Linked DNA regions of Homo sapiens: region 2 is linked to region 1. Evidence: chromatin contacts called from ENCODE Hi-C or POLR2A ChIA-PET data. All regions are on one chromosome and are shown on one strand. The core of a region is the stretch at or near the end of the contact, and the rest is flanking DNA. Distances in the headings are between cores, read along the strand shown.

Evidence for each region. Hi-C counts contacts between places; a loop is a spot of excess contacts on that map. ChIA-PET counts read pairs that join two places held with the same protein, here RNA polymerase II (POLR2A). Pooled maps may share reads with other maps.
Region 2: a loop to region 1 is called in a map of Caco-2, with 5 times the contacts of the local background. The contact joins two enhancer-like sites. A Hi-C loop is called at or near these places in 1 of 168 maps with a recorded cell type or tissue (Caco-2) and 8 of 50 pooled maps. POLR2A ChIA-PET finds 5 or more read pairs at or near these places in 7 of 52 experiments (A549, BJ, Caco-2 and 4 more).

The regions. Positions count from the first base shown.
Region 1 is chr9:104,965,034-104,971,788 of GRCh38, forward strand. No RefSeq gene overlaps it. Among named protein-coding and RNA genes, the nearest start is that of CT70, 23 kb to the right of the region's middle. RefSeq lists enhancers at 3,127-3,176, 3,257-3,306. Within about 2 kb of position 3,243, at least 34 of the 41 ENCODE cell types and tissues checked have a DNase peak (open chromatin) inside an H3K27ac peak, as active enhancers do.
Region 2 is chr9:105,040,898-105,047,652 of GRCh38, forward strand. No RefSeq gene overlaps it. Among named protein-coding and RNA genes, the nearest start is that of CT70, 52 kb to the left of the region's middle. Within about 2 kb of position 3,714, at least 3 of the 41 ENCODE cell types and tissues checked have a DNase peak (open chromatin) inside an H3K27ac peak, as active enhancers do.

The DNA of each region.
Region 1 (6,755 bases), core at 1,993-4,492:
AAAAAAAAAAAATTTCTCTTTGTGGAGTTGGGGTCTCTCTATGTTGCCCAGGCTGTTCTTGAACTCCTAGCCTCAAGTCATCCTTCCACCTCAGCCTCCCAAAGCTGGGATTCAGGCCTGAGTCACCACACCTGGCTGACAAAACTTGATATTATTGTTCTTTTAAATGTTTCCAATCAAATAAGTGTGAAACAATTTTTTGTTGTTTTAATTAGTATTTTTCCATGATTACCAGTGAGGATAAAAATCTTCTCACATTAGCCATTCAAAGTTCCTCTTCCAGGAATTGCCAAATTATGTCTTTTTTCATTTGATATTGTATCATTAAAATGTATCACTTGTCTTTGTCTTATTGATGTATATAATGTTAAATGTTCTGAACACTAATCCTTTGTCTCTCTTTGAGTTATAAGTATCTTTCTAGTCTGTGCCTTGTCTTTTCACTTTCATGTTTTCTATTGTTAATGTACAGAAGTTTTGTGTGCTTACTTGTTTTTGTTTGTTTGTTTGTTTGTTTGTTTTCTGAGGCGGAGTCTCACTCTGTTGCCCAGGCTGAAGTGCAGTGGTGCGATCTCGGCTCACTGCAACCTCCGCCTCCCAGGTTCAAGCGATTCTCCTGCCTCAGCCTCCCAAGTAGCTGGGATTACAAGCACCCACCACCATGCCCAGCTAATTTTTTGTATTTTTAGTAGAGATGGGGTTTCACCACATTGGCCAGGCTGGTCTCAAACTCCTGACCTCAAGTGATCCGCCTGCCTTGGCCTCCCAAAGTGCTGGGATTATAGGCTTGAGCCACTGTGCCCGGCCTATGATTTTCAATGAAGTTTTGTATTTTGCTCTGTAAAGCTTTTGCATGTCTTTTTTTTTTTTAACCACTGTAAGTGGTATCTTTTATCAAATTAATGTTGGTCCTTTGTTGGTGGTGATAGAAATAAAATTGATTATTGTACAATTGCAGTTTTTTCTCCCAGCTGTTCTCACTTAAAAGGGTTAGTAATTTGTTAGTTATCTTGAAATTTTCTTGTACACAATAACATTGTCTTATATCTTACAACTTCTTGTCTTACTGCGGGTGGAGGGGGGGCTAGGACTTGATAAATTAAATGTATAATAGAAAAGCAAGTAGCCAGAAGGCTTGTTCTATTCCTGATTATAAAGAGAACTTCTGGCCCAGAGCAGTGGCTCACACCTATAATCCCAGCACTTTGGGAGGCCGAGGCGGGGAGATCACTTGAGGCCAGGAGTTCCAGACCAGTTTGGCCAAAATAGAGAAACTTCAACAATTAGTCTGGCATGGTGGCCCATGCCTGTAATCCCAGCTATTTGGAAGGCTGAGGCATGAGAGAATCACTTGAATCTGGGAGGCAGAGTTTGCAGTGAGCTAAGATCCCACCAATGCACTCTAGCCTGGGCAACAGAGTGAGACTCCATCTCAAAAAAAAAAAAAAAGAAGAACATTTGAGAATCACGCCTATAATCCTAGCACTTTGGGAGGCTGAGGCCAGTGGATCACAAGGTCAGGAGTTTGAGACGAGCCTGGCCAACATGGTGAAAGCCCGTCTCTACTAAAGATACAAAAAATCACACAGGTGTGGTGGCGTGCATCTGTAATCTCAGATACTCAGGAGGCTGAGGCAGGAGAATCACTTGAACCCAGGAGGTGGAGCCGAGATCGCGCCATTGCACTCCAGCCTGAGCAACAGGGCGAGACTGTATCTCAAAAAAAAAAAAAAAAAAAGGAAAAATCTAAATATTACTAAATATCGCAAGTATTGCTTCCTCCCTTTTAATGTTTCACAGTGTATGGGGGGTTTGTTCAGAACACAATAGCTGCTCTAGTGATCAAAATCACTATACATCAACTATTATTTCAATTTTTCAGTATGCCTATTGCTGGGCTGCCCCACACAAAGAACAAATAAAAAATTATGTATCTTGTTAACTTTTGCCAAGTTGGCCAATTTCATGTTATCCATAAATGCCACACTAAAGAGAGTGAACACACACATGGTCATAAAACAGCAGGCTGAAGCTAACTCCAAAAACAAAGAAAAAATCCAACGCTAAACCATTCTGCATTTAAGTTCCCAAATGACTCCCATGGAGGCCCTTAAATTGTATTTGTTTGGAAAAAACAAACAAACAAAAACAAAAGGAGTTCATCGTTAGCATGTGGAGGATGTTCATTAGCGGCTGTAAGAAATCACGGTCTAAACTACACCGTTCAAGAAACCCACTACAGTCGTGCAGACCAATAGCACTATTCTAGAAGGTAGCTATCCCTCGTGCCCTCTAAGAACCATCGTTTTGCATCGTTAGCAAGAAGCAAAGAGTAGATCTTAAACCTCTTTAAACTTCTCTGCGTCCTATTCAAAAATTAGGATACCACTTAACTCTGCACTTTAAAAAAGGATTTCAAGTGTGCTGCATTTTAAAGACACTTCATTACAAAAGTTAGAAAATTAAAGTATAAAACTTATCAAAACAAGTTTTTACGTTTTCAGGATGATTCACTGCAGAATTTCTTTAAACAGACTCCCCTCTTTTTTGTGTGTTGAGTCTTTAGGGAAAATAAGTGATAGTAAACATCAACCACAGACACCTGCAAACTAGGAAAAAAAATAGGGTTGCTTGGACATGGTAGGGAAAATAATTTATTTTCACAGAAATTTAGCCGGGCGCGGTGGCTCACGCCTGTAATCCCTGCACTTTGGGAGCTCAAGGTGGGTGGATCACCTGAGGTCAGGAGTTCAAGACCAGCCTTGCTGACATGGTGAAACCCAGTCTCTACTAAAAATACAAAAATTAGCTGGGTGGTAGTGGCACGCGCCTGTAATACCAGCTACTTGGGAGGCTGAAGCAGGAGACTCTCTTGAGCCTGGGAGGCAGAGGTTGCGGTGAGCCGAGATCGCGCCACTGCACTCCAGCCTGGGCAACAGGGTGAGACTACGTCTCAAAAAAAAAAAAAAAAAAAAAAAAAAAGAAGAAGAAATTTAACATACAGGCGATTTTTCAGGTTCTCATTTGCTAAACCAACAATGCAGAATTTGTGAAGTAGGGGCAACAAGTTGCTGAACCTGAGAGACGCCTCTAAATGCGCTCAGAGGTTATTTCAACTGTGCTGTTTGCTAGTTCAGGTACAACAGGCAAGACAGAAAGATGCCACCGCTCTCTCCACCCTCCCAGCGCCGGATCACAGAGCGCAGACCATGCACCCAGCCTTCCACACACGTCGCGATCTCGCCGCTTTAAGCTGCTGGGTACCCTCGGCCCGCCCACAAGAAGGCGGGGCGGCGCGGGGTCTGCTGGGAGTTGTAGTTTCGGGCCGGGCCCGAGAGCTTCTTGACTCGTTTCCTTCTACCCCCACCGCCGCACAGCTGCCTATGGACTCTGGAGTTGCTGTGTATTGAGCATGGGGCACAGCCGGGGGTAAAAGGGGAGAAGGCTCCTTTAATCTGCGGATCGGGGCGCCGTTGATGAGTGTTAGAGGTGTTGGAACGCAGAGTAAGCGGCGCGCATGCGCGGCTGCCGGAGGTGGGGGCCGCTCCTCCCGTGCCACTCAGGGGCTGGCTGCTGCCTTAGGGCTGACTGGGCTCATAGGTAGGGCCTGCGGTGCAAGTTTGTGATAACACTGCCTGTAGGCTGCGGTTGTTAAGGCAGAGATTTGAAGGGGGTCGGTTGGGGGTGCTGGGTAGTGTCAGTAATCAAGGGTTTTAATCGCTACTCCATCCTGGCTTTCGGGAACCTCCCACCTCCTACCCTTTCCCAGTTTGCAGAATTGCAGCTTTCCCCATCCCCCACCCCGATCGCTTCGTGGGAAGCCTTTCCATACTGTGTTGTGAAATCCGTTAGACCTCAGCCAAGGCCTTTTAGCCCGCCCGGAATTCAAGCTGCCCCCTCCTTGCCAAATCCAGATCATGCGAGACAACAAAAGGCTTGAGGCACAAGCCCTACAAGGCAGTGCCCCTGCCAGTTCTCCTAAACTTATTGTTTACCCTGCCCTCTTCTTCCCCTGCAAATTCAGACAGCCAGGCGATAGATTAGATAAATAGATTCCATGTCCTTACATTTGCAACAGGCTTTCATAGATTCCTTTGCTCTGGAAGGTGGCATCATTATACAAAAGGACAAGTGAGAACACACGAATGTAATCAGTGGCAGAACCCTGGGACTGAACCCTACAGGAGTTCTAAGTCTATTGTTTCTCCTACCACTTCACAAATGTGTCAGAAAGAGCTGAATGAGGTGACCAGCTGCACCTGACGCTAGCTGGCTTTCGGAATGCTCAGGCCCTGGGCCCTTGGCTCACCACAACCACTCTTAAATTGACTAACAATTGCCCCTTAGTGAGTGACCTCTCCAGCAAGCCCGGAGGATTTTGCCCAGGGTAATGTTTCACATTGAGCACATACTTTGTGCTGGGCCCTGGAAAGGATGTACATCAGATCTTAAGTTAAAAGTTTCCTTTCCCCCAGGGAGACCAGGCTGTCCTATCAAGTATTCTGTATTTCCCAAAGGATAGTATTAGCCACACTTTGTTATATGATTGCTTGTTTGCCTGTTTTCTTTTCTTTTCTTTCTTTATTTCTTTGAGACAGGGTCTCCCTCTGTCACCCAGGTTGAAGTGCAGTGGTGCGATCATAGCTCACTGCAAGTTCAGACTCCTGGGCTCAAGCGATCCTTCTCCCACCTCAGCCTCTGGAGTAGCTGGAAGTACAGGCGTGCACCACCATGCCCAGCTAATTAAAAAAAAAAAATTTAGAGGAGGTCTCACAATGTTACTCAGGCTGATTTCAAACTTCTGGGCTCAAGTGATCCTCCTGCTTCAACGTCCCAAAGTTCTGGAATTACAGACACGAGCCACCCTACCTGGCCTGCCTGCCTTGCTTGAGAAGCTGCAGCACTATTTTGTTCACCATTGTATTAGCAGTGCTAACATATAGTGGCCTTTTCATACATGTCAAATAGACATATAAATGATGAATGCATGAGTCCAGTGTCTGACCTTCATGTCTGTGCCCAGAGTCTGTTGGGAGAGGTGGAGATGAAAATAGAGGTAGGCTGGGCACAGTGGCTCACACTTGTAATCCCAGCACTTTGGGAGGCCGAGGCGGGCAGATCATGAGGTCAAGAGATGGAGACCATCCTGGCCAACATGGTGAAACCCTGTCTCTACTAAAAATACAAAATTAGCTGGGCATGGTGGCACATGCCTGTAGTCCCAGCTACTCGGCAGGCTGAGGCAGGAGAATCGCTTGAACTTGGGAGGTGGAGGTTGCAGTGAGCCGAGATCGCTCCACTACAACCTGGTGACAGAGTGAGACTCCGTACCCCCCGCCACCAAAAAAAAAAAAAAAAGAAGAAGAAAATAGAGGTACATGTTTATACAAAGTTTGGAACAGGAAGGCAGATGCACATAACTGCCTGGCGTGGTTCCAAAAACCTGAATGGAGAAGGCAGTATCTGCTAATGGGGGCTCTCTGCTAAGCTTTGGAATTGTCCATTATTGTATTAGCATATAAGAAGTTATCACACCAAAGGCTCCCCATGAGCCTTGCCTGGGAAAGGGACTGATTATTTAAGAGCCAACCAGCACAGGTACGGAGATGCTACCCTCTTCTAGGTGGTCATCTGGAGAAGCTGTGCTTTCCAGGGACTCTGGATTTCTTCAAATATCCTTGGAATGCTCCTTGTGGAAATGGCTTTTGAATCTACAGCACATTCTTTTGGACCTCCTCAGCACAGGAACATCTCGTTCCTTTAGGGATTTGATAGTTGGGAAGAGCCAGAAGTCACTTGGCTGGAGGTCTAGAGTATGAGGAAGATGATCATGCTGCATAATAGCTGCTGTTGAAATTTGAAGGAAGGAGTTAGTATGCTGACATAGGGCAAGAGTTCTCATCCTGGAGTGTGTGGAAGTTTTTAAGTATATGTGTATTTTTGTCTATTTATTTTTGAGACAGGGTCTCACTCTGTCACCCAGGTTGGAGTGCAGTGGTATTATCTTGGCTCACTGCAACCTCTGCCTCCCAGGCTCAAGGGATCAATCCTCCCAGCTCAGCCTCCCAAGTAGCTGGGACCACAGGTGTGTACCACCATGTCTGGCTAAATTTTTGTATTTTTGGTAGAGACTGGTTTCACCATGTTGCCCAGGCTGGTCTTGAGCTCCTGAGCTCAAGTGATCCACCTGCCTCGGCTTCCCAAAGTGCTGGGATTACAGGCGTGAGCCCCCACACCTGGCTGTATGTGTTCTTTACTGAGGGATCCTGTTTTTAGCTTTAACAGATTTTCCCCAAGGACTCCATGATTCAAAGAAATGAACAACTACTGCTATAGATTCAGGAGATCTTAGGAATTCTTAGGAGAATCCTAAGAAATCTTAGGATTTCTTCTGTGGCTTGTAAAGTGGCTCTGAAGGAAAGTCATGTCTTAGGAAAGCAGAGGATAGGTTTCAGCTGTGCCTGCAATTGGAAATGTTGTCTCAGTGGGTTTCAAAGCTCCAGAGCCTTGGTGACCCCACATACGAAGTGAAGAGTAGAACTGGGTAGGTGGTGTCTATGGGTCTGACTGTGACCCCATGAAATTCCAACAAAGGAATTTCAGAAATGTTCTTCCAAGATAGTGGAATCCCTGGACTAGGCATGTAATGCAAACTTCCCAGGTGACTCAAATGACGGCCCCAATTTGGATGCTTGTTAGTAGTGTGTGTAAGGAGGCAGACCTGGTCTTATTTCTCAGTAAATTCCAAACCCAGA
Region 2 (6,755 bases), core at 2,464-4,963, 76 kb after region 1:
GTCCCTTTTCCCCTAACTATTACTTCTAATGAAGTCAGGGAAATGGAAGGATGGCAAAAAATCACAAAGATGAGACCAGAACAGAGGTTTCTAAACTCTTACAACATTCTCAAAATTACTGTCCCTAATTTTTGTTCCCTAATTCTACTGTTGCACCCCACCCCCACTTTGCTGCTTCCTCCACCCCACACGTGTTGTACTCTAAAAAATAAGAAGAAAAGGCCAGGTGCAGTGACTCACGCCTGTAATCCCAGCACTTTGGGAGGCCGAGGCAGGCGGACCACCTGAGGTCAGGAGTTTGAAACCAGCCTGGCCAACATGGTGAAACCTCGTCTCTACTAAAAATACAAAAATTAGCCTGTCCTGGTGGCGGGTGCCTTTAGTCCCAGTTACTTGGGAGGCTGAGGCAGGAGAATCGCTTGAACCCAGGAGGTGAAAGTTGCAGTGAGCCAAGATCGTGCCACTGAACTCCAGCCTGGGTGACAGAGCGAGACTCCGTCTCCAAAAAAAAAAGAAAAGAAGAAGAAGAAAAATAACCTTTTTAACATAGGGTTGTAGTAGAAAATTCCAGATAACATTCCTCATTCCCTACCACATACCCACACTCAAATTGAAATTCAAATTAAAGTCCTCTATAACTTGTTCACCCACCATTGTTAACATTTTGGTGTTATTTCTTTCCAGGCTTTCTTCTACTCAAAATGTTAGATTATGCCCATATATAAATCATATATTTTGCAAAACTGGGATTTTACTGTTCATATATATATATATATACATATATATATATACACATATATATATACATATATATATACATATATATATACATATATATACACATATATATACGTATATATATACATATATATATACATATATATATATATATATATATATATATACATATACATAATTTTTTTTTTTTTTTTTGAGATAGAGTTTCACTCTTGTTGCCCAGGCTGGAGTGCAATGGTGTGGTCTCGGCTCACTGCAAACTCTCCTTCCCAGGTTCAAGCGATTCTCCTGCCTCAGCCTCCCGAGTAGCTGGGATTACAGGCACACACCAACACACCCAGCTAAATTTTGTATTTTTGTACAGAAGAGGTTTCACCATGTTGGTCAGGCTGGTCTCAAACTCCTGACCTCAGGTGATCCGCCCACCTCAGCCTCCCAAAGTGCTAGGATTATAGGCTTGAGATACCGCACCCAGCTGTTCATATATTTTTGTAACTGCTGTTTTTCTTTAATAAATAATGGGCACCCGCCTGGATAAATAAATACAACTCACAAGCCCATATTAATTATCTGAATTATATTGACTTAAAATAATTTATCTAAGACCAGATGGATGGACATTCAGGTTGTTTTCAATTGTATGCTGTTATAACTATTGCATGGGTTAGCATACTTGCATAAATATCTTTGCACATTTGTCCAACGTTAAACCTAGGCATAGAAGTTGAAGGAGCTCTAAATCAAGGTATACTAATTTCTACCTCATCAACATTGGCCCTTCTGCCACATCATTGCTAACATTGCATATTAGCATGCTTTTAAGTTTTTGATAGGCAAAAGATGCAACAATTACATCTTGTTTGTATTTGCATTTCTTTGCTACTAAGTAAGTTTCCACATATTTGTTGGTCACTTGTTTTTATTTTATCACTTTCTTGTTCTTGCCCATTTTTAAAAGTTAGGATGGTGAGCTTGTTTTATTCTTTAACAGTTCTTTGCATACTCAATATATTCACTTTTAGTCTGATACATAGATTGAGAATTTTCTTCAGTTTGTCATTTGCATTTTTATATGCTTATGGTACTTTTGGATATTTAGAAGAAATAGAATTTTCATGGTAAATCTGTTTGTGTTCCTCTTTCTGGTTTCTGTCTATGGTGACATTTTCTAAAAAGACCTTCACTCCCTCTTCACTCCCTATCAAGATATTTGTTAGTATTTCCTTCTAGTACTTTTATCTTTTTATTTGTTTATATTTAATTCCTTAATCCATTTCAATTTATTCTGATATATGATGTTGCATGTTAGTGATCTCCAGAAAAACAGAACCAATAAGATATGTATACGGAGAGAGAGAGAGAGGAGAGAGGGAGAGAGAGATTTTAGGAATTGAGCCAGTTGTGTGACTGGCAAATTCAAAGTCTGCAGAGCAGGTGGCAGGCTGGAGACCCAGGGAAGAATCAATGTTGTAGCTTGGGTCAGAAGGAGTCTGGGGTGAACGGCTCATGCCTGTAATCCCAGCACTTTGGGAGGCTGAGGCAGGCAGATCATTTGAGTCCAGGAGTTTAGGACCAGCCTGGGGAACATGGTGAAGCCCAGTCTCTACAAAAAATACAAAAATTAGCCAGGCATGGTGGTGGTGTGCCTATAGACCCAGCTACTCGAGAGGCTGAGGCCAGAGGATGACTTGAGCCCAGGTGGCAAAAGTTGCCATGGGACTGTGCCACTGCACTCCAGCCTGGGCAACAGACACCCTGTCTCAAAAAAAAAAAAAAAAAAAGAAGAGGAAGAAAAAAGGAGGAGGAGGAGGAGGAGGGGGAGGGGGAGAAGGAGGGGGAGGAGGAGGAGGAGGAAGTTCAGAGGCAGTATTCTCTTTTTCTCAGGAGACCTCAATTTTTCATAATCTTAACGCCTTCAACTGATTGGACAAGGCCCACCCAGTTTATGGAGGGTAATCTGCTTTACTCGAAGTCTACTGATATAAATGTTAATTTCATCTTAGAAATATCTTCACAGAGATCTCTTGACTGGTATTTGACCAAAGAGCTAGATATAGTGGCCTAGCCAAGTTGACACACAAAATTGCCATCACAGAGTGAGTCAGGGATCTAACTTTATCTTTTCCCTATTCTCTTTCTGATAAGAGGTCCCACAAAGCCCTGATTCCCTCATATTCTCTTCTGTTAGACTGTAGGGGCTAAAAAAGGTATTCAACAAACTTCCTTCTCTTCTCTTAGTTTGGCCTTCCATTCTCTAGATCCTACAGATGCCTTTTCAAACCTCAAATGACAAATAGACGAAAATAATGGGTGTGATCTAGTCTATTTGTCTCCAAAATTTGGGAGCTTGACCCATAGCAGACAAAAGGCATGCCCCATCTTGATCTGTGGGGGGATTTTTGCTCATGGCAGCGTCCCCTTAGACACCCTGAAGAGATAGCCAGAAAAGTGTGAAATTTCTACTTATCTTCACACTCTAGTAAGCCCTCTAACCCTTGTTTCTCGACTACAAGGCAGGATCCAAGAGTTCTAGAGCTTTCTAGCCAGGGCATTGTGAGGACATGGAGCCCGCAAGGAAAATTTCTGCCCAAGCATATGACATTATGATTAATAAGCATCAGCCATTAAGTATTTTGAGAGCTTCAGATGAAAGTTTCACAAACAGACCAGAGTGTCATATAATAAGGATTATAAGCTTCTAAGTATTTCATACTTGCCTTGATCAAAACAGAAAACTCTTCATGTATACATTATTAATAAATTTGGATGCCCCTTTAAAGGTGATTAATTAGGTCTGAGTCTCCTTCAGACTCTATGATCACACTGAAGATCTACACACTGGTCTGTCTGCTCCAGAGCTCCAGGCTTTTATCTCTCTAGTTTGGCAGGAATCTCCATGGGAGGCCAGTCCTAGCCTTGAGTGTGAAGGGTCACCAGTGGGGCATCATCCCCTGCGTTCTGGAGTGTGCTGAATGCCAACTCCCATTACATGGGGACCAAAATGAGCTCAGGAGCATTGGTATCAAGCCAGACTGCCAGTCTTCCACTCAGGCATCTCGGCCAACCTGCAACAAACACTGCCTGGTCTAGCTATTTAGAACTGAATAATTGGCACAGACATAGATGCCTGCTGACTTGCATTTGGTGCTCCCATTTGAATTTGAATTCTTTCATTAAGCCACAGAGCATCCTTTTTAAAGGTCCAGATCCTCCCAGGATAATTAGACTCTTCCTACAGCAACAGGAAGGCTGAATTATTCTTTCTGTCTCCCTGATCTGGCTGCATTTAAACAAGTTGGTAGGTACTTTCTGAAACAATTAGAAGAAAAGGGATAAGATGAGTGAGGCTCAATTCCCTTTTCAAAAAGTGCAGACAATGGCGGGTGCGGTGGCTCATGCCTATAATCCCAGCACTTTGGGAGGCTGAGGTGGGCAGATCACTTGAGGTCAGGAGTTCGTGACCAGCCTGGCCAACATGGTGAAAACCCGTCTCTCCCAAGAATACAAAAATTAGCCAAGCATGGTTGTGCAAGCCTGTAATCCCAGCTACTCAGGAGACTGAGGCAGGAGAATTGCTTGAACCCGGAAGGCGGAGGTTGCAGTGAGCCGAGATCATGCCACTGCACTCCAGCCTGGGTGACAGAGCGAGAGTCTATCTCAAAAAAACAAACAAACAAACAAAAAAACAACAGTGCAGACAAGAGATCTAAAAATGCTTCTTGCTATCTAGTAAGCTTGGATGTGCCTTCTTGGAGGCTACAGAAGGGTAGCCTTGAAAAATTGGATTTTTGCTGGGTACTTCCCAGTGAATCAAGGCACTGGCATCCCTGGGGGGCTCTGCAAGGTTATGGTCCTGAGGTTTGTGTATGAGAGTCCTGTTGCTGTTCCAGTGCATTTATAAGCCCTTATTGAGATGGCAGGTGACTAGAGGGAAAAGGACTCCTGTTGAGTATTTTTTTTTTTTTTTAAGAAATCCTTTAGGAAGCTGGATTAGGCTACGTGGAAATGTAATTGTGATTCTCAGCAGGCTGAGACTCATTAACAAAGAGCCAGAATAATGGGTTTTTATACAAGGTATTCATTCATTCATTTTTATTCATTTATTCTTTAACTGAATGTCTCCGCTAAGTGCCAAGCACTGGGTGGGATCCAGTCCCTGTCCTCAATGAGCTGAAAGTGTTTATATGGGAAGGGAAGTGTGGGTGGAGAACAGAATGCAGGAGAGACAGACAAGTAAACAGGTTATTAATACACTGTGATAATTACTAAAACAGTGGTAGGTACAAGCATCAAAATTCGGATGGGGAATAATGCATTAGAAATGGTGTAGGGAAAAAGTATGAAGGAGAAGAAAGACTTGACAGTGGACATGAAGCTATAGCTGAGCCTTTTTTTTTTCTTTTTTTTTTTTTGATACAGTGTCTTGTTCTGTTGCCCAGGCCAAAGGGCAGTGGTACAATTATGGCTTACTGCAGCCTCAACCTCCTAGCCTCAAGCAACCCTCCCACCTCAGCCTCCTGAGTCACTGGGACTACAGGTACATGTCACCATGCCCTGGCTAGTTTTTTTTGTGGACTTTTTTTTTTTTTTTTTTTGAGATAGGGTTTCACTCTGTGGCCCAGGCTAGGGTACAGCAGTATGATCTCGGCTCACTGCAACCTCCACCTCCCGGACTCAAGCGATCCTCCCACCTCAGCCCTCCCAGTAGCTGAGACAAGTAGGCACCACCATGCCTGGTTAATTTTATTTTTTTGTAGCAACGAGGTCTCATTGTGTTGCCGAAGCTGATCTTGAACTCTTGGCTCAAGTGATCCTCTTGCCTCGTCCTGCCAAAGTGCTAGAATTACAGGTGTGGGCCACCACACACAGTCTTTTGTTGAGTCTTGAATGATGAGTAGGAGCTTGTCAGACAGATCAAGAAGTAGGTAGAAGAGAAAGGAAGGCATTCCAGTCAGAGACAAGAAAAGGCAAAATGAAGGGGGCATAAAACGACATGGTGTATGCACAGTACTGTGAGTTGGTATGACGAAATGCTAGAAGCATGGGGAAGGGGACAGAAAAAAATGAGACTAGAGAGGTAGCCAGGGGCCAGATCTACAAGTTCTTTCAATACCATGAAATATATCCCTGAGGCAATGTGTCTAATAAGCCGTACCCTGGAATTTTGGGTCACCTGGCACAAACTATGGCTAACTATATCTATCTCTTCCTAAAAGTCTGTGGACCAAGGAGCTCCCCAAAGAGCAAAGGATATGGCACATCCATTGCTTGACCTGGTATATGCTAATAAAAATAAAGTACGGACAGGCACAGGCCCAAGACTAATGCCCTGCAGCAGCCACAAGGGGCTTGCTTCCATATCACTTTCCATTCATTAATTGGTATCCACTGGGTATAATTATGAAGCCACCACATGATACCTGTATCCAGCCTCTCTTTCCACATTTTGCATTCAATAATGTCACATGAGACATGTCTGGCTGTCATCCAGATATTCTGTGCTCACTCCACATATCTGCTCAACCAGTCTAATGGCCTTAATCAAAAAAGGAAATTAGATTACTCTAGCATGACCTGTTTTACTGAAATGCTACTGGCTTAGAGGGATTGCTGCTTAATTTGTAAGCACTCATAAGCCATTAGTAGAATAATCTCTTATGGAATTTTGCCTAGGACTGGTGCCAAGCTCATGAATCCATAGTGGGTGAAACAGGGAGGGAAAAATTAATTGTATTTCCTAAAAATCAAGGCATTTGTCCATCCTTAGTACTCCAGTATGATTCCTATTTTTCATCAGTCCTTGAGATTATCAGCAGCAATCCTGTGATCTTACTAGCAAACATAGTGATAGCTTGAAGAGTGATTTGTTTAGGCCAAGAGACAAAGTCCAGACAGCTGTTACCTCATTTCTCCCCTCTGAGAAGATTTCATCTCTTTAATTAGTTTGTGCCAGTCTTTTTAGTCAGAATATCCTTATTCTTGACAGAGAAGAAACAACAACATTGGACCTACCCAAT